7 separate regions of the Homo sapiens genome follow, and regions 2, 3, 4, 5, 6 and 7 are each linked to region 1. A link is a loop called in an ENCODE intact Hi-C map of the cell type or tissue named here. Cell type or tissue: endothelial cell of umbilical vein. All regions are shown on one strand. Each heading gives the region's core, and the rest is flanking DNA. Links, peaks and the distances in the headings are about the cores only. Region 1 holds the start of LOC105377515 (a long non-coding RNA gene). Region 2 overlaps FSTL5 (follistatin like 5). Region 3 overlaps FSTL5 (follistatin like 5). Region 4 has its middle 300 kb from the start of FSTL5. Region 5 has its middle 290 kb from the start of LINC02233. Region 6 has its middle 56 kb from the start of MIR4454. Region 7 overlaps FSTL5 (follistatin like 5).

The links. Hi-C counts contacts between places; a loop is a spot of excess contacts. Peaks named below come from ENCODE experiments on the same cell type or tissue, not always from the same donor. Only the 100,000 strongest peaks of a DNase experiment are listed, where the experiment ranks them.
Region 2: a loop joins it to region 1, with 9 times the contacts of the local background. A loop is called at or near these places in 10 of 110 quality-filtered maps.
Region 3: it touches region 1 in a loop (3-fold over the local background); 5 of 110 quality-filtered maps call a loop at or near these places.
Region 4: a loop joins it to region 1, with 5 times the contacts of the local background. A loop is called at or near these places in 6 of 110 quality-filtered maps.
Region 5: a loop joins it to region 1, with 8 times the contacts of the local background. A loop is called at or near these places in 7 of 110 quality-filtered maps.
Region 6: a loop joins it to region 1, with 16 times the contacts of the local background. A loop is called at or near these places in 2 of 110 quality-filtered maps.
Region 7: a loop joins it to region 1, with 2.2 times the contacts of the local background. A loop is called at or near these places in 4 of 110 quality-filtered maps.

What each region holds. Positions count from the first base shown.
Region 1 is chr4:161,250,934-161,255,340 of GRCh38, reverse strand. LOC105377515 (a long non-coding RNA gene) reads left to right here and starts at 3,139. Exons shown (of 3, transcript XR_939409.1): 1 at 3,139-3,579. RefSeq lists a silencer at 2,547-2,596. In endothelial cell of umbilical vein, for the core only: a CTCF peak has its summit at 2,611; a DNase peak (open chromatin) is centred at 2,580.
Region 2 is chr4:161,950,761-161,955,167 of GRCh38, reverse strand. All of the region lies in intron 3 of FSTL5 (follistatin like 5), which reads left to right. Among named protein-coding and RNA genes, the nearest start is that of FSTL5-AS1, 70 kb to the left of the region's middle. In endothelial cell of umbilical vein, for the core only: no CTCF peak of the experiment used is centred there; a DNase peak (open chromatin) is centred at 2,567.
Region 3 is chr4:161,564,371-161,568,777 of GRCh38, reverse strand. All of the region lies in intron 8 of FSTL5 (follistatin like 5), which reads left to right. Among named protein-coding and RNA genes, the nearest start is that of FSTL5-AS1, 460 kb to the left of the region's middle. In endothelial cell of umbilical vein, for the core only: no CTCF peak of the experiment used is centred there; a DNase peak (open chromatin) is centred at 2,127; H3K27ac peaks cover 1,963 bases.
Region 4 is chr4:162,463,220-162,467,626 of GRCh38, reverse strand. No RefSeq gene overlaps it. Among named protein-coding and RNA genes, the nearest start is that of FSTL5, 300 kb to the right of the region's middle. In endothelial cell of umbilical vein, for the core only: no CTCF peak of the experiment used is centred there; no DNase peak of the experiment used is centred there.
Region 5 is chr4:159,484,979-159,489,385 of GRCh38, reverse strand. No RefSeq gene overlaps it. Among named protein-coding and RNA genes, the nearest start is that of LINC02233, 290 kb to the left of the region's middle. RefSeq lists a silencer at 1,854-1,933. In endothelial cell of umbilical vein, for the core only: a CTCF peak has its summit at 2,005 (motif pointing left); a DNase peak (open chromatin) is centred at 1,975; H3K27me3 peaks cover 869 bases.
Region 6 is chr4:163,035,474-163,039,880 of GRCh38, reverse strand. No RefSeq gene overlaps it. Among named protein-coding and RNA genes, the nearest start is that of MIR4454, 56 kb to the left of the region's middle. In endothelial cell of umbilical vein, for the core only: no CTCF peak of the experiment used is centred there; no DNase peak of the experiment used is centred there.
Region 7 is chr4:161,412,761-161,417,167 of GRCh38, reverse strand. All of the region lies in intron 15 of FSTL5 (follistatin like 5), which reads left to right. Among named protein-coding and RNA genes, the nearest start is that of FSTL5-AS1, 610 kb to the left of the region's middle. In endothelial cell of umbilical vein, for the core only: no CTCF peak of the experiment used is centred there; no DNase peak of the experiment used is centred there.

The DNA of each region.
Region 1 (4,407 bases), core at 319-4,318:
TCCCAATATTAGAAGGAAGCTACAGAAGCAAGCTACAGGACCAGATAGCACCTTAAGGGACCTCCTGAAGGTGGCTACTTTGGTCTTTATAATATGGACCAGGAGGAGGCCCAAAGGAAAGGCAGAGCATTCAGGATAGGAACAAAGCCTCTGGTAGCAGCTTTGCAGGCTTGCAAAGTCCAGGATCCCCAAGGTGCATTTGCTAGTTGCTATCAGTGTGGCAGACCAGGGCATTTTAAAAAGGAATGCCCAGGCAGCAAGACAAAGCCACCTCAAACCTGCCCAGCCTGTGGTGGAGACCTCTGGAAACTGAACTGCCCCCAGAGACAGAGATCACTGGGTTCAGAACCAGTCTCTCAGGTGGTTCAGCAGGACTCATGGGTCCCAGGGCTCAAGCCCCAGTTCCAGTGGCTCAAACTGCCATTATAGCACAGAAGCCCCAGGTGATTCTGGAAATTAAAGGAAGGAAAGTAAACCTCCTTCTAAACACTAAAGCTGGTCTCTCTCTTTTCTCCTCTCTAATCCAGGCCTCCCCTCTTCCCATAGCATGACTGTAAGGGTCATCTCAGGAAAAACTCTAATCCAATATTTTTCTCAACGTTAGTTGCAATTATTTACACATGTTTCCAGGCCATAGTCACGATAGCACTACTAGTCAGAAAAGCCTCCAAATTAGCCCTAGGACATAATTTAACTGTTTACACTCCACATAAGGTGGCAGGATCACTGTCCTCTAGGGGGAACTCTTAGCTAACAAACAGTTAGTAAAGCAAGCATTCATAAGGTGGGATAAGCAGTAGTCGCTCTAAATAACATCTCTCCCCAGCCAGAAGTACTCAATTAGCTGGGCTAATTGCTCTTTAAAAAAGCACTTAAATTAAGCAAGGGAAAGGTAGCTAACAGTTACACTAACTCCAAGTATGCTTTCCTAATTTTCTGTGCTCATGCTGCCATTTAAAGGGAAAGGCATTTTCTTATCACCCATAAATTCCTATAAAATATCACCAGGAAATTAACCGTTTATTATCCTCAGTTTTTCTTCCATGAGAAATATCAGGGATGTGTTGTAAGGAACATCAAAAGGAAACAAATAAGGTAGCTGAAGGAAATAGATTAGCTAATCAGGCAGATAAGTCAGAGGCAAAAAGCCTCAAAGCGTTAGTACAGTTCAAGCCCCTTCTAATCTAGGAAGGCTCCGTAAGAAAAATTAAACCTCAGTATCCCTTACAAAAATAAAATAGGCCACTTGTCAAAGGCATTCTTTTAAGCCCTTAGGATGGCTACAGTCAGGATGACAAACACTATTTGCCAGCCTCCAGCCAATGGAAAGTCCTTAAAATCCTTCACCTAGCTTTTCACTTGGGAAAGGATAAAACTTCAATGTGCTCAGAGATTGTTTTCAGGCAGGAAGCCTCTAAATTGGTTAAGCATGTAAACTTTCTAGCTCACTTCCAACAGAAACCACCTGTATTTAACCCAGGAAATTTGGTATTAGTGTAAACTCTCATCTCTGTCTCCTCCCCTAACCCAACCTGGGAAGAGCCTTACACTGTTTTTCTTTCAACCCCCTCAGTAAAAATTACAGGAATCGACTCCTGGATACATCACCCTCAAGTCAAGCCCGAAGAGCTTGGGAGCAACCTCTGACAGCCCAGAGGAACGTCTTGAATATCAGTGTAAAAAAATAGAAGATCTTAAGCTGAAAATCATAAAAAATAAGTAACTAAGGGCTACCCATCTTACTCAGTCCCACTCCTACCTCACCAAATATTTTATTGTTTCTACCCTTTCCTCTCAAATTCACCACCAAATATTACAACTTCTTTTTAACACATATTTATAGGAGATTTTCAAATATACATAGGATCACATTTGTAACTTTTTAAATCCCCAAAGGAAAATGTTATATATTGGCAAGTAAAGTTTTAGAGAAAAATTATTTACTACGCCACTCTTGTGGGAATGATTATAGTCACGCTATTATTTGCAATAGAACTATACACTGTGGCACCTACAATGTGAAATTCTCGTTATAAAATTCTAATTGCTGTAATATTTTGCCTGATTATTATCCTTATAACAGGATTAATAATTGCAGAAAAAATTAATCCAGATTGTTTTGCTTATAGCAGAAGTAATAGTTACTGATAAGAAATAAGCATAAAAGTTTTACCATCATTAAGTTTAATAAGATTTTTTACTGAAGTTTGGCAGTATAATGCACTCTAAGCTATGAAAAAAATGTTGTAAAGAAAGAAATTTTATGTAAGGAAAAATTTTGTATGGTAAATACTTGTCCTAAAAAGAAATGACTGGTTGTTTAAAGAATGAGTATTTAAAACAAGTAAAAACGTTTAAGTATGTTGTAACAGAGTCTATACAAGTCATAAAACAATTCAATAATTAAAGAAAAGGAATTGTCAAAATTAATGCTAAAGTTATTTTAGCCACCCAATAACGTATCTCTCCCAATCATATTACAAGTTATAAAAATGGCCTAAGCCTAAGGTTATTCTCTAGTGGCAAGCCAAGGGGAAATGTATGCGTTTCTCAAGAAAAATGTTACTTTCATATTAACGTTTCTGGTAATGTACAGCAGCATCTAGTGGAGGCAAACCAGTATTGCAATCCACTGGTATAACTAACAGGTGTCAACAGGTATAACTAACTGGTATAACTAACAGTTAGACTATAACTGTCAGTTATAGTCTAAAGGACCCCTATTAATGGTGGTAATCTTAATGCTCGTATTCAAACCCTGTATTTTAAACCTTCTTGTCGAATTTATCACTTTTCACCTAGAAGTAGCCAAACTCCAAACGGTGCTGTGAGCAGAGCCACACATGGACACAGCATTATTCTGAGAACCCTTAGATAAACCTCAGAAGGCCAAACTGCTGAACCCCCTACACAACACCCCTTTTCAGCAGGAAGTAGCCAGAAAGAATCGTCATCCAACACCCCCTAACAATAATTAGACCTACTTCTCTTTGAGGGGGGAATAATACAGGAGTTATTAAGAAATTATTTTAGGCAGCTAGATGGGGTAAACGTTCTCGGTGGAAACTAAAAAAAAGTTGGCTTAAAGAGCTAGACCGGCAAACTTTGATACGCAAATGCCGGAAAATAGAAACTGGGTCTACCCAACATGGTGATTCCCACCATCTTCTCCTTGTCACCTGGTGTACCAAGTGTCATGGCTGCCCCCACGTAACGCCATGTGTTCAAAACATCATGTTGACCTGTATTTGCATATTAAAGGCTAGGGTGGGAGGGCAAGGTTTTTTCGGCTACGTGAACGACACATCCGGTCAAACCAATCCCCTGAGCCCTATGCAAACCAGACACTGCCTTCTCCAGCTTCCGGATATAATGGACTGCCTTTCCGCTGCACACAGGGTTCCTCTTTGTTCTGAGCCCCTGTCCCTCTGTCTCTGTTTTCTTCTGTCTTTCTTCTTTCTTGCCTGTTAAACTTTTTACTTCTTAACGACCACTCCACATGTGTCTGTGTCATTACTCCTAATGGCACAAAACTAAGGACTCTGGTGTTCCTGCAGTCATGGAAGCTGCATCACTATTGTGAGTGGAATGACTTTTTTTTTTTCGATTGTTAACTGTTGGTGTATGGATATAATATCTATTAGGCATATATTGTTTACAGTTTAATTCCAGTCTTTTATTATCTTTTCTGTCTTCTGCCTATTTGTTCTACCCCTTATTAAAAGGTGGATATTTGAGTCTCCAGTTATTACCGTTAAGCTATCTATGTTTTCCTTCAGTTCTCTCAGTTATTGCTTCATGCATTTTAAAGCTTTATTAGATCCTATAGGTTTGTAATTGTTGTCTCTCCCTAATATTTTGACCACTTTATCACTTAAAATGTCTTTCCTTCTCTCTAATAACATTTTTTTCTCAAATTGTATTTTTTGTTATTAATAAGCCATTCTAGGTGTCTTTTGGTTACCATTTGAATTATATATTAATTTCTACCCTTTAACGTTTAACTTACTTGTGCCTTTTATATAAAGTGTGTCCTCATACATAACATATAATTGGATATTTTTTCTCTTTCTTTCAATACATATCTTTTGATTGGAACGTTCAACAAATCTACATTTAATAAAATTACTGATAAATTAAGATTAGTTGTATTATTTTATAAATGTTTACATATGTGTGTATACATATATATATATATCTCACGTTTATTTTAAATTTTCTCCTATTTCTATTTCTGCCTTCTTTTACGTAAAATAAACACTTTTTAGTTCTCCATTTTATTTTCCTTGTTTTTCCTTTTAATATATATTGTGAGATATTTTCTTCATGATTGCTCTGGGATTACAATATTTATATCTACATAAAACTGTATTTTTTGAGGGATTTTTTTTTTGCTGGGTGTAATTA
Region 2 (4,407 bases), core at 87-4,086, 700 kb before region 1:
ATAGAAATAAATATTACCTATAGAAAATTATACATTTCATAATTTTTCTCATAAATTATATAACTTAAGTCATTTTTATATCAACATGGCACAAAAGTCTTATAAGAGTAAAATCTGCGGGTACAATTTATTGTTTTAAATGTTTGCATTTCTCAGTAAATTTCCCTCATGCATTTTACTGTGTTTTTCAATGCAGAAACATGTTGTCATTATTACTTTATTGTATATTACAACTTTTATCATTGAATTTTGCTTGTTTTCCCATTTAGTATCTGGTCTTAAATTCCACATTATTTTTCACATTATCTGAATTTATTATGACCATCTTCAATTTAGTTCATTATATGATTATTTATTTTTAATTTGCTAAAGACATTTGAAACACATTTTAATGTTCTGTGTTTAGTGATTTTGGTTCTGACAGATGCATGCAATGTGTTTGGTATAGGTGAATAAAAATGTGATAAAAGAAGGAAGGAACAAAGGACAAACTTGCCTTACTGGAATATGAAACCAAGTGTAGCATGATGATAGATGATAGACAGATAGGTGATAGATGGATATATACACATGTAAATACATACATACAGACATACATACTTAGAATGTAAAGATATATTTTACAAACATACACACATGCACACATACTTTACAGGTATATCCCGATATGCAATGGGTGGTCTGAAGGGATGAAGAGAAATAAACATCTACAGGCACTAATTTCCAACTAGTTCATAAAATTATCTGTGCTAATTATATATAGCAAAATACTGGAGGCATTTTTGTCCATAATTTTTTGTGGAAATTTTGAAATGGCCTCTTAAAAACATTTTAATAGCTTTACATGTATTTTGATTCATAGGGTGTGAATATCTTTACTCTCATTTGAAAAAGTTATTTGCTAACATTAAGAAAAATGCCACTTGTTTTTCACTTTTCAGAATTTGAGATGACACTCTAATTATTAATGTATATTGTGGATCTGTCCCTTAGTGATTTAAATCCTTTAAAAAATTGGATACATCTTCATTTTTTTGTTTTAAATGTTATTCTAGGGTTTATCTATAATAATAGCTGGATTTTGTAGTATATTGCAATATTTGGCAACATTATCCTCTAACACATAATACTTTGTTGAATAATGAATGCTTATTCTGTGGTCCATTTAGCATATAATATCTCAGTATATTATGTTGTGTAGTCAATCAAAAATTGTTTCATTTGCATTTGTGTCTTTACACAATGGATATAAATTACTCTTTGGCAAAACCAATTTCAAATTTAAATGCATTTTTTGGAAGCTGTTACCAGAATTTACCAAGTTATCTAACTTATAATTATACAGAAACATTTGAAAGTCATTGAAAAGAAAATTCTCCGTGGGATAATTGCAGGGTCTGAGATACACAAACTGAAGCTATTTTGTGCTTTTTGTTCCCTCTGGGTTTAAAATATTTGTTCTCATTGAAAAAAATATGTGCTTGCTAATTCTATGGCTAACTAAAATTGTGTAATCTTATTTAAAATAATATAAAATGATTATTTGCCTTTACCAAGGCAAAGATAGCTTATCTACTTAAAAGAAGTATGCAAATTCTATGAAATGTGTGACTAATCAGTGAAATGAGTTTATATTTGGTTGCATACAACCTATAAAGTAGCAATCTCTATTATGTATCTTCTATATGCATGAAACAAATATCTTGCGCATAAAGCAAGTTGTCCTATATTTTATAGTATTTTTTTCCAGGTTATTTAACCATAACTCATTACAACTTAATGGAATATGTGATTAAAATTAAAAGTATACATTTAAAAGTTTTATAATATTTATAATATTTTATAGTTATCTAGTCTTACTAAGTTTTACATGGGCTAATTGTAAAGTTAAGCAAACATTCAGTACTATTCTTGAAGTTGTGTATGTGACTTGAATTCACAGACTTGTATAGTATATTGCAGAATACAAATCTTATAATACAGAGAGCAAACAGACATATTTTAAAAATATGCTCTGAAGGACCTACTTAGATTGCCTGAGATAACTGCTAAGGGGAGAAAAAGAACTAAAATAATCCTTTGATCCAGCCATCTATCTTCAGGGCCTTCAGGAACATAAATGTCTAAAACATTTCTAAGAATTGTGTCTTGTCTTCATGAAGATAAGGAACCAAGCCTTGAGCCAGTAGTAAATGATCATATAATTTAATGTATGCTTAGTTCTCTACACACCCATCATATTTTTGTAACTTCTGAATGTTTGTAATGATAAATTTTATGTTTTTAAGAATAAAATGATATTTCTTAAAGTTATGACTATAATGACTAAAGTTGAGTTACATAATGATAATTTCAGAAGCAATTAATGGTGAGATTTCACTTACCTGGCCAGATAGAAATTAAAAGGTCTCAATTAATACCCGAATCATTATTTTATTCTCCAGTCTAGCACCATGCTTTGGCATCCTTTATCTATTTGTTAAATTAAAAATGCATTTAATTAATGTATTGAATTTAAATATTAAGGTAAAACACTAACCATGTTTATTTTCAAAGCCAGGTGGCGTGCCTTCACTACATAACAATTTTATGAATCCAAATAAGACATGATTTCTTACACTTTTTAACAAGCTATCTGATACCTAAATTAAAGCTTAACTAGAAATTTCAGACATATTTTGAAGCTTTGGCTAAAGGTACCATGCAGTATTATTTTTCCTACTATTATATGATGAGTTAAACTATTTTCTGCTGAACTCAAATTAGTCTATAATGATTACCTGAAAACCACTGCATCATATTCCACCTTCTTTATTTCCCCTGTCCTGATTTTTATCTTCTCTCTCACTTTTCATCCCTAGTTCCCTTGAGGCATATTTTTCCAATAAGGTAAAAAATAGAGCTATCGATTGTGGCTGACAAGTGTCAAAAGTTTTTTCTATCAAAAAGAGAGAGAAGAGAGCAGCTGATAGTCTGATCAAAGCTGGTGAGACAGATGGTGTCACATTTTAAAGAAAGATCCATTATTTGACTTCTTATAACCCTTAAACTCCCTTATTTATTTGTCAAGTTATATTTCTGGAAAGCTTTCTTCTTTCAGAGATTATTTTTAATCATATTATATCAAGATACTTATATTTTCATTACCATCACTGAGTAAAGACACAATACCTAGAAGAATATTTCAAGTGAGTTAAGGAATCAATGAATTTGTTTATAGTACATCTAAATCTTTCTCGTAAAATGTGAAGCTATTTTTATCTATATACTTGAGAATTATGCTAAGATATTCATACAAAAATTTGTTCATATAATGATATAATAATATATGGAAATTCATATGTACAAAGTAGGTAACTTTAAAATCTCAAAGTACATTTCAACAATTTTGCAGCAAACTATCATACAAAGCTTTTTAGTCAAAAGTAATAGATCTTAATACATTGTGATATTTGACATTTAAAATTTAGTTATACAATTATGTATAATATGTGTAATTTCTCAAATAATTTAAATATTAATAACTAGGTTAATTTCAAAGCTATCTCTTTAGTTCAGGATTAGTTAGTACACATGTAGTATCAAGCATTACATACTTCTGCTTCTAAGATGTAGAACGTTGCAAATAATAGTACTTTTTACTCTAATAATGATAAAAAGACAGAGAAGTGACTATATCATTGTTAAGAAAACCCAGCAGAGGTTTGGGGATGTAAATCACCTTAATGAACTAAAATCTCAAAGAGACAAACATTTTTTAGTAGAGAAGAGATTTCTGACTGCTTTTAATCCTGGTGGAATACTTGAAGGAGGAGAAATTCACCAGAGAATAGGGTTAAGAGAAATGAGTTAAAATAGAAGCAGTAGTAGTAGTGTATTAGTCTGTTCTTACACGCTAATAAAGACATACCCAAGACTGGGTAATTTATCAAGAAAAAGAGGTTTAATGGACTCAAAGTTCCACATGGCTGGGGAGGCCTCACAATCATGGTGGAAGATGAAGGAAGAGCAAAGGCACATCTTATATGGCAGCAGGCAAGAGAGCATGTGCAGAGGAACTCCCCTTTATAAAACCATCAGATGTCATGAGACTTATTCGCTGTCATGAGAACAGCACGGAAAACACTGGCGCCGTGATTCAATTACCTCCCACTGGGTCCCTTCCACAACATGTGGGAATTACGGGAGCTACAATTCAAGATGAGATTTGGGTGGGGACACAGCCAAACCATATCAAGTAGTAATAATAATAATAACATCAATAATAATAATAATGGCCAAGTATTTTCTGGCATGATTGTTTAGAATCCTGAAGGGCCCCCATCTCCAAGCAGATGTGTATCTACCTGACAACTCTTTCCAAATTCTTCACTGAATAACCTGGGCTGTAGCCAGCAGGCCAAAAGA
Region 3 (4,407 bases), core at 229-4,228, 310 kb before region 1:
AACAACAAAAAAACTGCTTACAGACCTGGTTAAGAAACATAGCAAAAGCCATTTACTGATACATAAAATAACTTATCTCTGCCTTAGCCTTGATTTTTAAACCAGGCCAAACTTGATCTGTGTAATTCAAAGCTGAATAATGACAGCTCCTACATAGGGTGACCTGCTTCCTAATGTGTATATTTGTTAGACATAACTCTGCCTGCATAAACACAGCTATTCATTTATGGGGAAAACTTACCCAATAGGATAACATTAAATTATGCCATATTTAGTAAAGCTTAAGACCCAAAGCCACCTGCGGAGGCTGCAGCATATAAAAGCTAACTTCCCTACTGTAAAGAAGATCAGCTCTAAGGCATATACCATCAGGGCTAAGTTACCCGCTGAAGCTATTTCAAAAGCTTTGATTCTTCCTGGTGTTACTGTGTCAACTGCACTTTATTCTTTGTAAGTTTCTAGAGCGTTCTCAAAGCATCAGATGTTGCACATATAGGAGATCGGTAAAGAACACCACTCTCTTCTTCCTCCTGATCCTTGTCTTCAGAACCAATTAAGAGAAAGATGCAATAGTGATTGACATAAAGGACAAAATATTACCTGCATTGTGGGTAAAGCTGCCTAGAGAAGGTGGTTGAGATATATGGCAAATATGGACTCCAAAATTTGCCAAGTCATGGGCGTCGCTGGGCAACCCTAGACTTCAGCACACGGAGACAGAGCCAACACTGCTGATCTCGTATTGCCAAGAGAGCAGAATAGAATGCATCCTCTTTTCAGGCAGATCCAACACATGAGAAAGGATGAGTTCCATGTGCTCAATCTTTCTAAAAACACACCAAGCCAATGATTCTTTCCTCTTCCTACTTTGACCAAATGGGAAGATCGTTTTAGAAATTAAGTTAGCAATAAAACAGAACATCATTTTAAGGGTTGAAGGGAGAAACAGTCCTCTACATGAATCAAAGACGTGTAGATTCTCTTGTTTATAGGAGCAAATCTCAGATAGGTGACTCATTCTCAGATACTATTATTTTTTATTCACCTATGATTGACTTAGACTTAAATTCATTCAGCTAGAATTCTTTTACATAGGTAATTGAATGTACTGCATCTTGTTTTTGATATTACAAAGTTGTTTTCTTCATAAAATTATAATCTGGTTATATCTACACATAGATATTTAAATTAGCATGATATGGTTTACTGGACTAGGAGTGATATATCATAGATTACTTCTATGTATACAAGTACTGGGTAATGTTACAAAATGCTCATGAGGTGGCCAGCACTTAAAAAACAGTATAATGACTAATTAATGTAATGACACTTGTATAACAAGAGAGTGGAAAGAAGGTTAATGTGATAATGAGGCTTATTTGATCTTAAAGATTTAACATGAGGGCACTCTCAAGATAGCTTAATTAGATTTTAAGCACCTTTTGCAATTTGCATGTGTACTTGTTAATCCATATGTTTTAAAAATAAATTTTATTTTATTTAAATTAATGAATTTATCTAATCTCTTTCTCTGTGTTGTTTTACTGCTAGATGCTTTCTCAGATCTTTATTGTGTGTAATTTATGATTATTTCTTCCATATTATGTTTAAATTGTAGTTCAATTTAAAATAGTACAATGACATTTCTAAAGTTCAAAACAATAGCTTCAGATGGTTCGGGCAGTGATCACAAGTTATGACTGGAATTATCTAATTAGTCTTTATGTTATTTAGCATACTTTATTGTATCATGTAATACATAGTAAATTTGATTTCATTCATTGACATCTGTGTCATTTTTAAACTTGACCAAATGGGAAGAATGTTTTAGAAATTAACAGTAAAACAGAGCATCATACGTAATAGTAATTCAGAAAATAATTTGCTGCCTCTGGTGCACTGGGAAAATATAGAATACATTTTCACATGCTATACCTAGGCTTTTATGAGTTCTCCAGATTAATACCTTTTAACGCTTTTCTTATACTTATGAGTAATTATTATAATTCATTTCCTTGATTTTTGCTACTCCCTCCTTCCCTCCATGAGATACGAAAATATGTTAGTCATCACTAATCATCAGGGAAATGCAAATCAAAACCACAATGAGATACCATCTCACACCAGTTAGAATGGCCTTTGTTAAAAAGTCTAAAAACAACAGATGCTGGCAAGGCTGCAGAGACAGGAATACTTACGAACTGCTGGTGGGAATGTCAATTAGTACAGCCACTGTGGAGAACAGTTTGGCGATTTCTCAAAAAACTAAAACTTGAACTACCATTCAATCCAGAGATTCCATTACTGGGCATATACCCAAGAGAAAATAAATTGTTTTTTCAAACGATATATGCAGCCCTATGTTCATTACAGCACTATTCACAATAGTAAAGATGTGGAATCAATCTAGGTGCCCATCAACTGTGTATTGGATAAAGAAAATGCGGTACATATACACCATAGAATACTATGCTTAGCTTCCACTTATAAGTAAAAACATGTGGTATTTGTTTTCCATTTCTGAGTTACTTCACTTAGGATAATTGCTTACAGTTCCATCCAAATTGCTGCAAAAGACATTATTATGTGTGTTTTTTTTTAATGGCTGAGGAGCATTCCACGGTGTGTGTGTGTGTGTGTGTATATATATATATATATATATATATATATATATATAGTCCAAAAAAAAAGAAAAAAACAATAGATGTTGGCACAAATGCAGTGAAAAGTGAACACTTATACACTGTTGGTAGGAATGTACATTAGTACAACCTCTATGGAAAACTGTGGCGATTTCTCAAAGAACTAAATGTAGATCTATCATTCAACCCAGCAATCCTACTCCTACATATATACCCAAAGAAAAACAGGTCATCATATAAAAAAGACATCTGCACACATATGTTCACCATAACACAATTCACAATTGCAAAGATATGGAACCAATCTAAGTGTCCATCAACCAATGAAGAGATAAAGAAAATATCATATATATGTGTGTGTGTGTGTGTGTGTGTGTGTGTGTGTGTGTGTGTCTCAAGTTATACTACGTTCACAAGAAGGAAATCAGCACTCAGGCTAATCTTATAACAGAATAGGTTAACAATTAAGTGTTTTCATGCCATAGCAAAGATATTTTTCTGACCCACATGGGATTTTTGACATTTAAGTGGCGGGCAAACAGCAAGCTTTTGCATATTGCAAAAGGAAAACAGCCTGAAAAGGTACCAAGATTTCATTTCTGGCCTGCTTAAATTTTCTTTTAATAATCAAGACTGCCACTTGTGTAAGATAAATAATTATATATGAGGATCAGAGAGAAAAATGTGTTAATGCAACTAGCATTTTTTCCCTCAAAAACATATATATGTATTTATTTCAATATATTTATTGAGATTACATTAAGTTTATGTGGATTTCCATTTACTTGACATTTACTAAGCAAACCTACTTCTAAGAATTTAATGCCAGTCAAACATTTCATATTAATCAAATGCAAAAAGATGTTCTTATGGCTAATTATAATAAATATGATGATGATGATGATGATGATAGGCAAGATATGTCAAATGAATCCCAGAAATCTGTATAGATTGGAGGGCTTTGATTAGTTTTCTGTTAATACGGAGGTCTGAGAGGCACTTATGAATTCTTTGCTTTCGGCCCCACATTTTCAGCTAACACAAATCATTTTAAGTAAACTTTGCCAGAGGATAAGTAGAAGGTTCCCTGTACTGTGGCTTCTATGATAGTGATTTGGGAGTGTGTTTTATAACAAAATACATATAATTTTGTGCATCATATAGTTTTATAAAATATTATCAATAGAAAATATATCATTTGTGACTATCAGTGTTCTATCACTATTATAGATAATTTATGCTATTGAATTGGAAGTTTCCTCCAGCTCATTTTTTGATTTAACACCAGTGAATTTTAGAATAAAAACAAATAGTATGCAAGCAGAACACCTAGTGATAACACCACTCCTGACACCCGCAATAGGCATCTCCCCTACAAATGCTACTCTGAGTTAGAAGGCATTAAATAATAATAATAATTATGTCTTTGGAAGTATCTAAAAGTTTATAAATAATAAAAATGCATTTAACAGTAATTATCATGTATTAATAAAAGATTAAAGATTATAAGTATCATTTTGAAAGTGAATATTTACAGGTGATACATTACTATGTCAAGGAAATAGTAAATTGTTTATTGAAAGCAAATTTTTAGGAATAAAAATTAATAAATTAATTATATGAGTTAATTAAATAAATTATATTAGTTATCAATTAATATATTTCAGCAAATATTGTTATATTTTAGCAAAACATATGGTAAATAGTAGTGCCATCTATTGATAAAACTGAAAACTGCAGTTTCTCCTTAAGAAAACACTTTTAT
Region 4 (4,407 bases), core at 215-4,214, 1.2 Mb before region 1:
GAAAGGAACAACCGGTACCAGCCACTGCAAAACCATGCCAAATTGTAAAGACCATTGAGGCTAGGAAGAAACTGCATCAACTAACGAGCAACGTAACCAGCTAACATCATAATGACAGGATCAAATTCACACATAACAATATTAACCTTAAATGTAAATGGGCTAAATGCTCCAATTAAAAGACACAGACTGGCAAATTGGATAAAGAGTCAAGACCCATCAGTGTGCTGTATTCAGGAGACCCATCTCACATGCAGAGACACACATAGGCTTAAAATAAAGGGATGGTAAAAGTGTTCCTATTTCTCCACATCCTCTCCAGCACCTGTTGTTTCCTGACTTTTTAATGATTGCCATTCTAACTGGTGTGAGATGATATCTCATAGTGGTTTTGATTTGCATTTCTCTGATGGCCAGTGATGATGAGCATTTCTTCATGTGTTTTTTGGCTGCATAAATGTCTTCTTTTGAGAAGTGTCTGTTCATGTCCTTCGCCCGGGACTGTAAACTAGTTCAACCATTGTGGAAGTCAGTGTGGCGATTCCTCAGGGATCTAGAACTAGAAATACCATTTGACCCAGCCATCCCATTACTGGGTATATACCCAAAGGACTATAAATCATGCTGCTATAAAGACACATGCACACGTATGTTTATTGCGGCACTATTCACAATAGCAAAGACTTGGAACCAACCCAAATGTCCAACAATGATAGACTGGATTAAGCAAATGTGGCACATATACACCATGGAATACTATGCAGCCATAAAAAATGATGAGTTCATGTCCTTTGTAGGGACATGGATGAAATTGGAAACCATCATTCTCAGTAAACTATCGCAAGAACAAAAAACCAAACACCGCATATTCTCACTCATAGGTGGGAATTGAACAATGAGATCACATGGACACAGGAAGGGGAATATCACACTCTGGGGACTGTGGTGGGGTCGGGGGAGGGGGGAGGGATAGCATTGGGAGATATACCTAATGCTAGATGACACGTTAGTGGGTGCAGCGCACCAGCATGGCACATGTATACATATGTAACTAACCTGCACAATGTGCACATGTACCCTAAAACTTAGAGTATAATAAAAAAAAAAAATTTAAAAAAAAAAATAAATAAATAAAGGGATGGAGGAAGATCTACCAAGTAAATGGAAAACAAAAAAGGCAGGGGTTGCAATCTTAGTCTCTGATAAAACAGACTTTAAACCAACAAAAATCAAAAGAGACAAAGAAGGCCATTATGTAATGGTAAAAGGATCAATTCAACAAGAAGAGGTAACTATCCTAAATATATATGCACCCAATACAGGAGCACCCAGATTCATAAAGCAAGTCCTTAGAGACCTAGAAAGAGACTTAGACACTCACACAATAATAATGGGAGACTTTAACACCCCACTGTCAACATTAGACAGATCAACAAGACAGAAAGTTACCAAGGATATCCAGGAATTGAACTCAGCTCTGCACCAAGCAGACCTAATAGACATCTACAGAACTCTCCACCCCAAATCAACAGAATATACATTCTTCTCAGCACCACAGCACACTTATTCCAAAATTGACCACATAGTTGGAAGTAAAGCACTCCTCAGCAAATGTAAAAAACAGAAATTATAACAAACTGTCTCTCAGACCACAGTGAAATCAAACTAGAACTCAGGATTAAGAAACTCACTCAAAACTGCTCAACTACATGGAAACTGAACAACCTGCTCCTGAATGACTACTGGGTACATAAGGAAATGAAGGCAGAAATAAAGATGTTCTTTGAAACCAATGAGAGCAAAGACACAACATACAAGAATCTCTGGGACACATTCAAAGCAGAGTGTAGAGGGAAATTTATAGCACTAAATGCCCACAAGAGAAAGCAGGAAAGATCTAAAATTGACACCCTAACATCACAATTAAAAGAACTAGAGAAGCAAGAGCAAACACATTCAAAAGCTAGCAGAAGGCAAGAAATAACTAAGATCAGAGCAGAACTGAAGGAGATAGAGACACATGTCTCTTCTTTTAAATGTACTGATCCCATTGATGACGTAAGCTCTCTGTGTCTCTTCTTCAAAAGGCACTAATCCCATTCATTAGGGCCCTGACCTAATCACTTCTCAAAGCTCCCATCTCCAAACACCATTGCATTAGGGATTAGGCTTCAACATATAAATTTTGGAGGGACACAAACATTCAGTCCATGTCATTTGGTATTATTTTGCAATAAGAGGTCTCAGTCATTTAGCTGTAGAGATGTTTACCTATACGTCTAGTTTCAGGGGATACAGTTCTAATCTCAACTAAAAAATTATAAATTAAAGAATAGGGAATTTGCTGGCCTCTTTCTGGCCTTGTCCTTAGGCAAGGAAAATGGGGACATAGGAGTAGGCTTGGACAACAGGGGAACATATACCTCCAGGTCTTTTCAAAATGTCTGCAATGGATCTCTCTCTATTTCCCCAATGTGAAGATTCCTCCACTTTGAGGTTGGAATTCTTATGTACCATGGACAAAGTAACTTTTCAAGATTATATAAGGAAAGTTACATCTCCAATACTGAAAGCCATTACTCTTCTGTGCTGAGATTAATGCTTTTACCAGGAGAAAAATAATGGGCAACAGAAACCCAGAAAAATGTATCAGATTTGGTGATTTGGGAAGCAGTCTGATTGAAGATGACATACACCAAGAGAGACCCCAAACTGAATCGATAAGCAGTTTACCAAAGGAGCTGCGTTATCAGAAATTCCAAAATAATAAAACAAAATATTGCAATTCATGTAGCTAACCAATTTGGAAGTGAATCTTCAAGTACCAGTCAGAAGTAGATTGTTGTGATGATAATGTCTCTACTCTTACACCCTTGCGGAAATTCTTCTTCATTACTTTTCTTAGTGTAACATTTAATCATACCTGACAAGTAAAACTCTTGCAGCATCAAAGACACCAGGATAAACTGAAAGCTCAGTGAAGGCAGATGTTTGTCTAATTTTGTTCACTGAAAAATACTCAATGCCTAGAACAGTTTTCAGAATACAGAAGATGCTAAATACCTGATTACTGAATGAACAAATGAAGAATAGAACGCACAAGCAGGTGCCAAGAAACAGTCCATTTCCAAAGAACTGAGTTCCTAAGCTGATTCCAAGGACATTCTTTGGTCCTTTTACTCACCTAACAAATCCTTACCCTCTAGGATTCACAAAATGCTATAGGATATACCAATATATTTTGGGAATATCTTTTCTTCATTGCCTCTTTCTAAATATGGGTGTTTTTTAGTTGTCTTCTTTTTTCTTCCATTTTGTATGTCTTTTTCTTTTTTGCTGTCATTTTAAGATCACAGGCAGTATTTCATTCCCTCATGTGTGAATACAGCTTCAAAGACCCTCTCAATCTCCTTATTTTGACTGAGTCTGTTTCTATAGGACATCAGATTCCATTTTTTGGAAGAATATACGAAGTTCAATAGACTCATCATGTACTAAGCAATTATTGGGCCATGTATTCAAAACAATGATGCATTAGCTTTGAAAACACTTACATGGATTAGAATAAAGTTGTGGCTTCCACAATCAACAGTAATTCCTATAATTTTAAAAAATTCTAAATATACATTAGTCAGTACAACACAATAATAATGAACAATTCAGTAAACTAAAATATTGTTTGTAAATATTTAATGCACATATGCATCACAAAGGTAGTAAATTTGAACAACTACATAAGGAGTATGACAAAATATACAGGTATAACAACTATTAATTTCTGTTTATATAAATTTACTCTATACAATTTTCAATGAAATATATACTGTAGTAATTTATCTTTACATCTCGATTTAACATGAAAAATTTTATAAAATATTGTGTCATTCAGCCACTAATGACTTTAGAATAACCCCTTTAAAAATATTTTCTTCATGGTTTTCATACACAAATTTGTAAGGTCAGTATGGTCACAAGAAAACATTTGCTAACAACGTCAAAATTAATCATAAACAGGAGAATAGAGTTTCCTTTGTAGATGATTTTCTGTATTATCCTACTTGTAAAGGAGCCATAAAAGAAAACTGCTCACTAATTGTACATTAAGAAATTATCCCCTGAGTCCTCGTTAATTTCTTCTTGACAGGTTCAGTCACAGTTCCCATAAGATGTCAGAAAAGGTAAGTCAAAAATGAGAAAATGTCAGTTGTGTTCTCATAAATTTCTTTTCAATCAACTCTTTCGTAAATACCTCACTAACTCTATCTCATCTTCAACATTAAAAGGAAAATAAATGTGCTGTGTTGCGCTGTAAGCTTGGCTTATGAAAATAAATTCTCACTTAAGAGAGCTTTGTTTGTGTCATCTACACAGAAGGGACTAAGTGATCAAAATTTTGAGCAGGAATAC
Region 5 (4,407 bases), core at 262-4,261, 1.8 Mb after region 1:
TGACTATCATTTCAACCCAGCAAAATGTGTTCACCATGATTTGTAAAGCACCATTGGCACATGATGTTATAAGGAAAGTCAATTAATGTTTTGAGAGGTTGAATCCTGCCATTATCTACCACTGAAACTAATGTTTACAAAAATGTCTTTGCCTTTTGTTAGCTGTCACTAAATTAATTTTCATTATATAGTTGTGCATTTTTTATCTAAGAACCCAGCAAAAAAAAATATCATTTCTGGGAAATGAGAAGAAAATACACAAGTAGAAACAAAATAAGAAATTTGTGTGTTTCTTAGAAAACAGGCATCAATCAAAGCATAATATCTTGAAAAAAAGAGATGACAGACCCCTCGGCACACTAGCCTCACCCTGCTCTGGGAACCACATGTTCAGAAGAACATGAACCAATGTAATTCATTCAGATGTAGGAAAGATTGAAAATGATATCATACTTAAACAATATAATAAAGATCTCTGGGGGATCTTAGTGCATTTAATAAAGAGAAAACCTGAGAGATTCAGAGTAACTCCCTTCAAATGTATGAAGGACTACCCTGAAGGGAAATCAGTCTTCTTGCATTGACCCAGTAGGAGGAGAATATGCTCCAGTCAGTAAAAAGACTAGTTATTAGATGCTTTCTTCCATCTGACTATAAGGCAGAGCCCTCTTACAGCCAGAGCTGTTCAAATGAAGAAGACTTATGAGTCCCCATCTCAGCAATGTATAACTATAACAACATATGACCAGCTAACAGAGATGCCATAGAAAGTATTCGAGCATCAGGCAGGTAGTCGAAATGGTTGAATTTTAATGTTTCTTTGTCCTCTTTGACCTGAGATTTACAGTCAAACAGCAGGGGAATTAGGAATTTGCATCAGCCTGTGAACCTCCATTTCGCCATCCTTGAAATGGTGTCAACGTCGGCCAAGCACTGTGGCTCACACCTGAATCCTAGCACTTTGGGAGGCCAAGGCAGGTGGATCACCTGAGGTCAGGAATTCGAGACCTTCCTGGCCAACACGGTGAAACCCTGTCTCTACTAAAAATACAAAAAATTAGCCAGGCGTGGTGGCGGGCGCCTGTAATCCCAGCTACTTAGGAGGCTGAGGCAGGAGAATTGCTTGAACCCGGGAGGTGGAGGTTGCAGTGAGCCAAGTTCTCACCACTGCACTCCAGCCTGGGCAACGAGAGCAAAACTCCGTCTCAAAAAAAAAAGGTGTCGACATCATAAGGCCCTTTTGAAAGTTATCAGACATACACGTGTTCACTGATAGCTTAGGGCAGAGCATGACACCATCCTCTCTCAAGAATGTTAGCTGCTACTTTTATTACTGATCCTTCCCTCTGAAGGTCCTTTCAGGGAATGTATTCAGGAATCCAAAGACAAAGAATCGATAGGGCACACGTTTCTTTATAGCAGACATTGAAGAGAAAAGGAAGCACAGAGTAGCTGTAAGAAGAATGGAAGAATCATTGTGGGGAAAACCTGGTAATCTGAACTTTTCTGATGTTTTAAAAATGCATTTTACAAAAATGTTTGAAATATAAGGGGCCAGGAACAGGTTTTAATGTTCTGTACTTGAAGACGGCAAAGGAAGCCTGACTGGAGGCTGGCCTCTCTGTTCTGGGTCTCTGAAGTTAGATCAAGAGCATCTGAACTCAACAGGGAGTTTCTCCCCCTTAGGTATCTTCCACTTTCCTCTATTTATGTCATCGGGTACAACCTCCACTCCCAACTGAGTCCATTATTCTTCACTCCCATACATGTAGCAGAGCTCCAGAGTTGGCCCTGAGGTTTTCTCCCTTTACCCAGTGAAGAACATCATTTCTGGGAAGTGAATTGCTGTGTTTTGGTTTTGAGTTAGGATTATGAGTGAGTTCTGTGTGTGTCTCCGCAGGGCAGCCTGAGACCTCGCACCGGAGTGTTTCCCCTGCGTTTCAGTGCTGAGAACCGACAAGCCTCATATCTGTTTTCTGGTTATTGGGTGACCCCTGCTGGTCAGTAGGAGCTGTTACTGCCTTCTCTAACTTGGATTTCTGCGTTTAATTCCAGTTATCAAACTGTGACTGCCACTTTCCACGATTCATCTCACCTTGATTTAGTTGTGATAACTTCCACTAATACCTGTTGTGCATTAAATGTCATCTTTATTGCATTAAATGCAGAGTTTTTTGAAAACACCTACCCATAAAATGGTTAAATCCATAGCAAAGGAAAACATCTTTTTGTTACAGTCTGTGCTGGTGAGTCTTAATGATTCAGAGGTCTCATGCTGACAGAGAAGATGACAATTTTTATATTTTCTTGAAAAATACTAGTCGGCAATAAACACAGGGACTGCCATATTTTGAAGCCCAGCTGGCAGCACAAAACAACATTTGCTTAACTTCTCAGCCCAGCGCTCTCATTGATGGAACATACATAGATACCCAAGCATAGCACACCATGATCTATGGCTTACACAGCCAGAAAGGATTTTAAATAAGGTTAAAAACATCCTCCCATTTCAAAACTCAACACCCTATCCTCCCTAGACCACTCTATCTGTAAAACCACTAGCATTTGTCTATTGAATACCTTTTTATTTGGTGCACCTATGATGTAAAAGACTTGGATTTCGTGTAGGGAAGAGAATGACAAAGTAATAGGTAGAAATGGGAGAAAACAGTAATATTTCTGCAGCAACGATATTTAATCCACATCTTTTGAGCCTCTTACCTGTTCATTTGTGTTAAATAATTTATTTCAGTGGATCTCAAGTTTCTTTTACTTTCTCATCTTTCTCACAGCTAAAGTAAAATGATAGCATATATAGAATTCCCTTAGTATTGTAATGACTAGCAATATCTCACTCCCCACCCTGCCCCACTCAATAATCCCCTGTGAGCAAAAGTGAACCTTTAAAGCAATTGTATTGGACACCCCTATGAATAATAACAACAGCTCACTTTAGCTGGAGCTGAGATGGGCAAGCTCAAGTTCAGCCAATCAAATGTGTGGTCCTTACATCTCTTTAGAGAAATTTATAGGGAAGCTACAAATGTACAGTAGACTCAGAGGTCATCAATAAAAGAAAATGCAGGGAAAGGGAAGGAAGATTGGACACTTATTGGCTATATGGATGTGTATATGTACATGTGTATGGGTTTATAAATGTCCTATGTAAAAAACAAATATTGATAAATAAATGTCTGTAACCTAAAGTGAAAGGTAGAGTCAAACCATTGACTAAATAAGTTCACAGGATTTAAATGAGAATATCTGTTACCTCGTAATTTCACACTGTCAAATTTTAGGCGCATACAACAGGAAGGTGATAACCTTCCTCTCTTTAGACTTTGCAAGTGAAGCTATTATTTATTCTTTTTATTCATACTTTCTCTTGAAAAGTCAATTCTCCATAGACCCTGAAATATTTTTGGTGTGTGTGTGTGTGTGTGTGTGTGTGTGTGTGTGTGTGTGTGTGTGTTTTAAACTCTGAATTCCCATCTCTGTTTGCCTTCATTTTCCTGGCAGTGAAATGCCTCAAACTGAATACAATATTCAAGGCTTTTTAAGAAGGTCCTCATGACTTTGTAATAGTAAAGACCTTGCCTAGGCTTTGAAAGTCAGCCTGTTCAGAGAACAGTAAGTTCACAGCCTTATCCATTTAAAGTCTTATCACAACTCTGCTTTTTATTTATTGGTATGCCTCTTTCTCTCTCAAAGGTCTTTCTAGTTGATGCGGTTCTTATAACATCTTGACCCTTTCAGTAAACTTTAATTTAATTAAGTTTTCTGCTTCTCTGTGTATCCTCTCTTAAAGTTTTCACTTTTTGTTGATGCTTTTTTTTTAATCTGCTCCCTTTTCCCATTTTCCAATACTTCAGTGACCCTTAGACCTTTAGAAAATATTTGCAAATCTATACTGACTTCTTATTTATTCATGGCTCTTTTCAGCAATGTTCTTTTCTTTGTAAAGAGCTCAAAGCAACTAACAAAGCTAAGGTCATACTTAAAACACACATCTTATAACAACTGAAGAATAAAAGGAAAAGAAAATGAAAAAATATTTTAAGAGTCCTAAAGATACTCAGAATTTATTTAAGTTATGTTACAAGGTACATCATTCTTTTTTCAGTGAAATAGTCTTGTCCTTTGAGCTGTATCTCTTTTTCCATTCAACTTGAGATTTTAAATTTTTTTCAATTTTATGAGAACTAAATTCTCCAGATATTGTGAAATTTATCTTACTCTTTTTGAAAAATCCCTGCTCAGTTGCCTTATTTCACAATTTCTTCCCTGAGGGTATCAGTGAAAGTTTGCTTAACAACCTGTATCTCAACTACACACTCAGCTTAGCCTGGAGAGTTGCTAAGCCGCCCTGCTATTTTTAAATCTTTGGCTTTTTCTTTCTTCTGATTA
Region 6 (4,407 bases), core at 285-4,284, 1.8 Mb before region 1:
TTTCTACTCGACATATCAGTGGTTTACACACTGCAATTACAGTGTTAGAGTATTCTGTGTACTTACCATTATTAATGAGTTTTATACATTCAAATGATTTCTTAGTGTTTGTTAACATCCTTTTCTTTCAGATTGAAGAACTTCCTTCAGCATTTTTTGTAGGACAGTTCTGGTGTTGATGAAATCTCTCAGCTTTTGTTTGCCTGGGAAAGTCTTTATTTCTCTTTTAGGTTTGAAGGATATTTTTTGCTGGATATAATATTCTAGAATTAAAGTTATTTTTCCTTCAGCACTTTGAATATGTCATCCCAGTCCTTCACGGCCTATAAAGTTTCCACTGAGAAGCCTGTTGCCAGACATATCAGAGCTCCTTTGTGTGTTATTATTTTTTTTTCTTTTACCACTTTTAGAATCCCTGCTGTATCCTTGATTTTTGGGAGGTTGGTTATTAAATTATTTGAGTTAAATAAGACTTTGGTGTTCTATGACCTTTTTGTACCTGAATGCTGATATCATTCTCTAGGTTTGGAAGATTTCTTTTATTTCTTTGAAGAAACTTTCTGTCCCAATCTCTCTCTCTCTACCTCCTCTTTAAGGCCAATAACTCTTATATTCACCCCTTTGAAGCCATTTTCTAAATTTTATAGGTGTGCTTTATTCTTTCTTATTCTTTTTACTTTTTTTCTCTGCCTGTATATTTTCAAATAGCCTGTCTTCAAGCTCACTTATTCTTTCTTCTGCTTTATCAACTCTGCTGTCGAGAGACTCTGTTGCATTTTTCAGTTTGTCAATTGAATTTTTCAGCCTTAGAATTTCTGCTTGATTTTTATTACAATATTTCAACCTCTTTGTCAAATTTCTTTGGTAGTATTCTGATTTCCCTCTCTGTGTGTTATCTTGAAGTTCATTGAACTTCCTCAAAACAGCCATGTTGAATTCTCTGCCGGAAAGGTCACACATCTCTGCCACTCCAGGACTGGTGGCTGATTCTTTATTTAGTTCATTTGGTGAAGTCATATTTTCCTGGATGTTCTTGATACTTGTAGATATTCATCAATTTCTGGACATTAAAGAGTCAGGTATTCTAATATTAACAGTCTGGACTTGTTTGTGCCTGTCCTTCTTGAGAAGGATTTCTAGGTATTCAAATAATTGAGTATTGTGGGCCTTGCGCGGTGGCTTACGCACGCCTGTAATCGCAGCACTTTGGGAGGCCGAGGAGGGCGGATCACCTGAGGTCGGGAGTTTGAGACCAGCCTGACCAACATGGAGACACCCCGTCTCTAATAAAAATACAAAATTAGCCAGGTGTGGTGGCGCATGCCTGTAGTCCCAGCTACTCGGGAGGCTGAGGCAGGAGAATCGCTTGAACTCCGGAGGCGGAGGTTGTGGTGGGCCGAGGTCGCGCCATTGCACTTCAGCCTGGGCAACAAGAGCGAAACTCCGTCTCCAAAAAAAAAAAAAAAAAAAAAAAAAAAAAAAAAAAATTGAGTATTGTGATTTAAGTCATTGGTCACTGTAGCCATAATTGCACTAGGGGGCACTCCAAGCCCAGTAACGCTGTAATTTCTGTAGCCTGGTAGAGGTACAGCTTTGGTGGGCCTGTGTAAGATCCAAGAGAACTCCCTAGATTACTAGGCAAAGTTTCTCATTCTCTTCCCTCACTTTCCCCCAAACAGAAGGGGTCGCTTTCTCTGTGCTGGGCTGCCTACGGTTGGAGGATGGGTGACACAAGCACTCCCATGGCCACTAGAGCTGACATCTCACTGGGTCACGTTCGCTCCAAGTCCACTGGCTGTGGTCCCACTGCAGCACCAGGACTTGCCCCCAGTTTTCTTGTGGCTCGACTGCCTTTCAAATTTATTCTAGGCCCTAGGTCACTTTAGTCAATTGGTGGAGCTAACTGGAAATCTGGTTCCTACTGCTGGGGTGGAGGATTCCTCTCTGGCCCAGAAATGGTCTAAATGCTTCCTCTGTGGGCATCAGTAGAATTCTGCCTTGTGTTGCTCTCCACTGTGACAAGGTAGCAGTCAGTTCCAATGCAGAGTCCCACAATTACTCACCATCCCCCAAGTACACATATGTTCTGTCTGTGCTGTGCTTCCAGGAGATGGGAGAAGGGTGGTGTAGGCAATGTAAGACTGTCTTTCTCACCTTCTGTGGTGCCTCTTTCCTTAATATGCCCTTAAAACCAGGTGCTGTCATTGCTCACCTGTATTTTGGTTCTTATAAGGGTGCTTTGTTGCACAGATAGTTGATCAATTTGGTGTTCCTGTAGGGGGAGGATCACAGGAGGGTTTCATTTGGCCATGCTCCGCCTCCTTCTGGATGTGAATCTTTTGAAATACATTTTCAGTCATTTCAACCCAATATTTATGTAAGCTAACCTTAGAAACTGACTTGTGTATCTCTGCATCACAAAATATTAAATACATATTTAAAATATAAGGAAGTATATTTAATCACATTACTGTCATTAAACATAGTAGTAACATAATGAATGTTAGTGAAAGGAAATGCATTATAGCATTAACAATTAAAATTAAAGGGTATTTATTATTCATCTTTATTACAGTCTTCTAAAATGTACATTTAACATTTATAATGTGTATCTTACTATAGGTAGTATATAATATATACTATTAACCCGTAAATAAATATCAGGATTAAATGCTATAATTTTTGCACTTATGGGGTATAAATTATATCTTTTAATATAAAAAAGATAAAAAAGGGATAGAGTTGGTAAAGAATATTTTCTTTAGCTTTTACACCCACAAACACGATCTTTAAATCCTGGTCATCCTTCCATTTTAAGGCTTTGAATTCGGGGAATCCTGCCTATAACCTGGCAGGTTAAATTCTGTGGCTGCCCCAGAAACAGGCATTGTGAGCTTATTCCTGAATCTTGACATGACCTAGCACTGCCAGCAATCAGTGAGAGCATGGCAGAAGAATGGCTCTCAGAACTGAATTCTTTGATTTACTTGGAGAGTGCTCCTAATGAGCCAAAAAAAAGGGCTTTTTTTCTTATATAACTTTATGGGAAGAAAGAAGCCAATAAGCATTATCTTATCTAAATAACATAGTGTATTATACTGTACATTTGTGTTATGGAGGATGGATAAAATGTCTAAAATTTCTTGTCCACTTAGTGTGTGTCTACTTTTAACAATTACTCAGTTACTCATGATAGCTCAGCAAAAATCTAGACTGCCTTAAAGGAACATATTTTTGATTATCTAAGTGGCAAATACATTTTTTAAAATAAAAAAATGGAAAATCATATGCTAAGATTTTAGATGGAGAAGCAGCCTCATCACTTATCTCTCCATTTCCCACAAGTCCTTTTTCATTTGATCCACAACACTTTTTAGATTTTTCAGCATTTCCTTGGTGCTCTTCACGAAAAGCCAAAGGCTAAGGATCCTCGATGGAATAGTGAGTCGCACACTTCACGGCAGCCTTGAGAATCTGAGGCTTTTCCTGAGATCTTAGTTTTACTTTTATTGGTTCTCTTTGATCTCATGTTTACAGATGGTCCATTAAAGCGCATACTGATTTCCATTCTTAATTACAGGATAGAGTACAGTGAATGCTACGTAATATATTCTGACATTCAGGTCATACCAATTTATTGAGAAAGCAACAAATTCATGCTAATGGTATTCTTCTAGATATAACATTTAACAGTTTTTATTTTATAGGAAAATAGGTTACACAATTCTCAATCTGAATTTTCTCTCTCAAAGTATATTTATAATCTATTTCCATGGTTAAAAATACATTGCATAGTATCATACTGTATTTGTTAATTTAAAGGATGAATGTTTTTTTCTCTAATAAATTATTTTTAAAAATGGGAACAATCACACTAAATTAAAAAAAGTCAATTTAATACTACACAAAATAAAGATTGTTACGGAATAAAATATTAACAGATACTTTTAAATCCATTTGTTTTTAAGGACAAATAATTTAATCAGTTGAAATGTATTATATCCTTTGTACATGGCAGGTATAGAGAACTGATTGATTAACTTGAGTGACATTTAATAATACAGTTTCATGAAGCATCTGGTCCTACTGCTGACTAATCGTATTTATTAGAGGTATAGAGAGTATGACATGGTTACCAAAACAGTGCTTCCAGCATCAGACTGTCTGGCTTTGGATTTCAGGGGTGATGTGAGGCAATTTACAAAGGGTCATTATGAAGATTTAATGAAATTATATACAGAATGTAATAGGCACATAGTAGCATGCATTAAATGATAGTTCTTATCATTAATTTGGTTTTGATGTTACTAGAAAGTTCTTTCTTATAACAAGTTGAAAACCAACTACCTGTGTTCCCCAACTTTTGTTCCTTGTTCAGACTTCTGTGTGAGCCTATATAATGGGATT
Region 7 (4,407 bases), core at 138-4,137, 160 kb before region 1:
AAAGAGACTGTTGAATGCAGAGATTTTAGTATAGCATACTGCATATGTGACTTTAAACTAAATAACATATAAACTAATGACATAAACCCAGTTTTACCATAGACAAATTAATATAAATATCACCAGTCTTCTAAATAAAAACCCAAGACACTTTTAATAATAAACATTGTATTAAATGTGAGCTATATGTAAAGATTAATAGAAAAGAGATAGGTAGAGATGAGCTTCTTTTAGAATATAGTCAATTTATTTACACAGAGTAGAAATTGCATCAATAATGGGTAATGGTTTCATGAAGAATCTTTCTTTTTTTTTTTTTTTTTGAGATGGAGTCTCGCTCTGTCACCCAGGCTGGAGTGTGGTGGCATGATCTTGGCTTACTGCAAGCTCCACCTCCCGGGTTCATGCCATTCTCCTCCCTCAGCCTCCCGAGTAGCTGGGACTACAGGCGCCCGCCACCACACCCGGCTAATTTTTTGTTATTTTTTGTAGAGATGGGGTTTTACCATGTTAGCCAGGATGGTCTCCATCTCCTGATCTTGTGATCCCCCCACCTGGGCCTCCCAAAGTGCTGGGATCACAGGTGTGAGCCACCACGCCTGGCCCATGCAGAGTATTTTTTAAACTTACAGAAATTAATTCAGAAAAATGTGCTGGTGGATTAACACATTGTATGTATCTGAAGCTCTCATGATGACAGAGCAAGTAATGATTTTATTCATATTTAAAATAAAATAGCCAAATAGTAGGGAAAGAAAATCTTGCATAGACATAAACACAACAAACAGAAAAAGCTTGTGAAAGATATATTATGACTATTTTAAAGTTGTTAATGGCACAAATAAATTAAAGAAGTTGAATGAAAGGTCATTGGCTCTGTCAGTTGTCTAAACTGAATTGTTTATTCTGATGAGCCATGGCAATCTGACAATACATTTAACCTTTCATACTCATCAGAGAAAAAGAACAGCATTTGGTGACCCTTCTATCACATGGAGCTTTTTAATTTTTCTCTTGGGATAATAACGACAAAATTATGTGTTGCAGTAGATCATTGTGCTTTAGGGAAAACACTTGCCATTCCATCTATATAGGTTGATGAATTGGCCTCAAAAAGCTCATCAACGAATAAAGATGTGGAATTAGAGTAAACATTGTCTTATGTATTGACTATGCTGAAATATTTCTCCATATGGCATTTTAAAAAATCTGAGTGCTGTGAATAAAGAAATGATCTGCGCAGGCTATCATCACTCACTTACCCGTTGTAGACATAAATTAAAGAACAATGTCAAATAGCAGCTGGTGCTTTGAAATGATATATATATATATATATATATATATATCCCCTATATGTATGATATATATATGTGTATATATATCATATATATATCCCCTATATGTATGATATATATGTGTATATATATCATACATATATATATCTCCCATATATATATATGTTCTCTCTCTCTCTCTTTCTCTCTCTTTCTCTCTCTCTCTCTCTATATATATATGTATCCCCTATAATACAACATATCTCTTTTTGAGTAGGTAAAAGATGAGAAATTATTTTAAAGCCAAAGCAGCTAAGTGGGGCTCAAAAGTGAAGAGACGGCCGAGCGTGGTGACTCACGCCTGAAATCCCAGCACTTTGGGAGGTTGATGCGGGTGGATCACCTGAGGTTAGGAGTTCGAGACCAGCCTGGCCAACATGGTGAAACACCATCTCTACAAATCTACAAAAATTATCCAGGCATGATGGTGGGTGCCTGTAACCCAAGCCACTCAGGAAGCTGAGGCAAGAGAATCACTTGAACCCGGGAGGCAGAGGTTGCAGTGAGCAGAGATTGCATCATTGCACTCCAGCCTGGGCGACAGAGTGAAGCTCCAGCTCAAAAAAAGAAAACCAAAAAAAAGTGAAGAGACAAACAATGCTGGCCCAAGCTGGGGGTGGGCAGCATTGTATATTGTAACTCTTAAATATATTTATGTATCTTATTTTCTCAGTGAAATGATATAAAGTTTTGAAAAGAATAAGCTGGTGAGTGATATTTGTATTTTTGTAATTTTAATGTATTTTCTTGACATCGTACCATTATTCTTAATGATAATAGGTATAATTTACTAAGCACCTACAATATATCAGATTTCAAACATACCTTTCCCTAATTTTCACTGGTTATGCATTAGTAGAAAGGAGTCAAAGAAACATTATTAAGAAAGAAACAAAGAAAAGCAGTAAAGTTCAGATAAAGTCACTTATTCAATATGTCACAAACTAAGACATAGGAGACCAGGACTCAAAGCCAGACCTAACTCCAGAACATGTGTTTTTCACCATACAAAGAATCATTAGAAACCTGAATCAGAATATTCTCTTTTGACATTAGAATTCATATCATTGTTTTAAAAAGAAAATAATGTCTGTTAATTTTTTTTCCAAATGCAGAAGGAAATGAACTGCCAGTTAATTTGCTTTTGGGATTGCTGATTTGTTGTTTTTAATGGGCTTAAATGATAAATACATTCATCTAGGTTGGACCTACATTGATTTTCCTATGTGAATTGCTAAGGATAAAAAGATTCAGGACACCAGACTGATATTCTAATGTTAAATAAATGGCCCCTTTGAACTCAATACTAAAATTACACCAAAGATTCTAGAGACATGACCCTCTGACGCTGGTAGACTCAGAAGATCTCTAATGGCACACATTTTAATTTATTTTAACTTATTTCAGGTGAATGATCTAAATGTATGAATAATATTTTGTCTCGTTTTATTTCTACTCCTAATGACTATTATGGTCTTCTACAGATGATTATGGTTTTTCAATCTGTTAATTAAAATTAAGAGTGGATTGAAGATGTGGTAAAACTACTATTCAAATGTGCCACAAGACAGAGACAGGATTCTACATCATCAGTGTTATCTTGAGTTAGAATTAAACATTGATTTCTACTTGTTTTCACTATGAATTACTTTTAGCTTAATCATTAATTAATATTTAAAATTAAATTATTTACTTTAATTTTTTATATTGAAGTGAAATTCACCTAACAAAATTAAACATTTTATTTATTTTTATTTCAACGTTTTATTTTAGATACAAGGGGCATATCTGCAGCAGATATTTTACTTGGGAATATGGAGTGACACTGAGGTTTGGAGAATGGGATCCTGTCACCTGTAGCTAGCATGGTACCCAGTAGGTAGTTTTGCTAACCCACTCTCCCGCCCTCCACCTTTTAGTGTTCATCAGTGCCTATTGCTCCTGTATTTACGTCCACATGAAATGCTTAGCTACCGCTTACAGGTGAGAACATGAGGTATTTGGTTTTCTGTTTCTGGATTAATTTGTTTAGGATTATGGCCTCCAGCTACATCTATGTTGCTGCAAAGGACATGATTTCATTGTATTTTATGTCTATGTAGTATTCCATGGTTCGTATTTACCACGTTTAATTTATCCAATCTATCATTGATGAACACCTGGGTAGCTTTCATGTCTTTGCTATTATAAATAGCACAGTAATAAACATATGAGTTCATGTCTTTTTGGTATGATTGATTTATTTTCTTTTGAGTATATGCTCAGTAATGGGATTGCTGGATAAAACGGTAGCTCTGTTTTAAGTGTTTTGAGAAATTGCCATACTGCTTTCCACAGTGGCTGGACTAATTTACATTCCCATAAAAAGTGTATAAGCATGCCTTTTTCTCCACAACCTTGCCAGCATCTGTTGTTTTTTGGCTTTTTAATAATGGCCATTCTGACTGGTCTTAGATGATATCTCATTGTGGTTTTGATTTGCATTTCTGTGATGATTAATGATGCTGAACATTTTTTTTCATATGCTTCTTGGCCACTTGTGTGTCTTTATTTTTTTTTTTTTTTTTTTTTTTTTTTTTGAGAAGTGTCTATTCATGTCCTTTGCCCATTTTTTAATTTTTTTCCTATTGATTTAAGTTCCCTATAGATTCTGAATATTAAGCCTTTGTCAGATGCATAGGTTGAGTTATCTTCTCCCATTCTGTAGGTTGTCTATTTGTTCTGTTGATAGTTTATTTTGCTGTGCAGAAGCTCTTTAGCTTAAAAAGGTCCCATTGTTCGTTTTTGTTTTTATCGCAATTGCCTTTGGGGACTTAGTAAAAAATTCTTTGTCAAGGCCAATGTTGAGAAGAGTTAGGTTGTTGTCCAGGATTTTAATAATTTGAGGCCTTACATTTAAATCTTTGATCCATTTTGAATTAATTTTTGCATACAGTGAAAGTTAGGGATCCAGCTTCAATCTTCTGCAGATGGCTAGCAGTTATCCCAGCACTGTATATTGAATAGCAAGTCCTTTCCACGTTGCTTTTTTGTTTTCTTGGCCTTGTTGAAGATTAGGTGGTTGTAGGAGTGT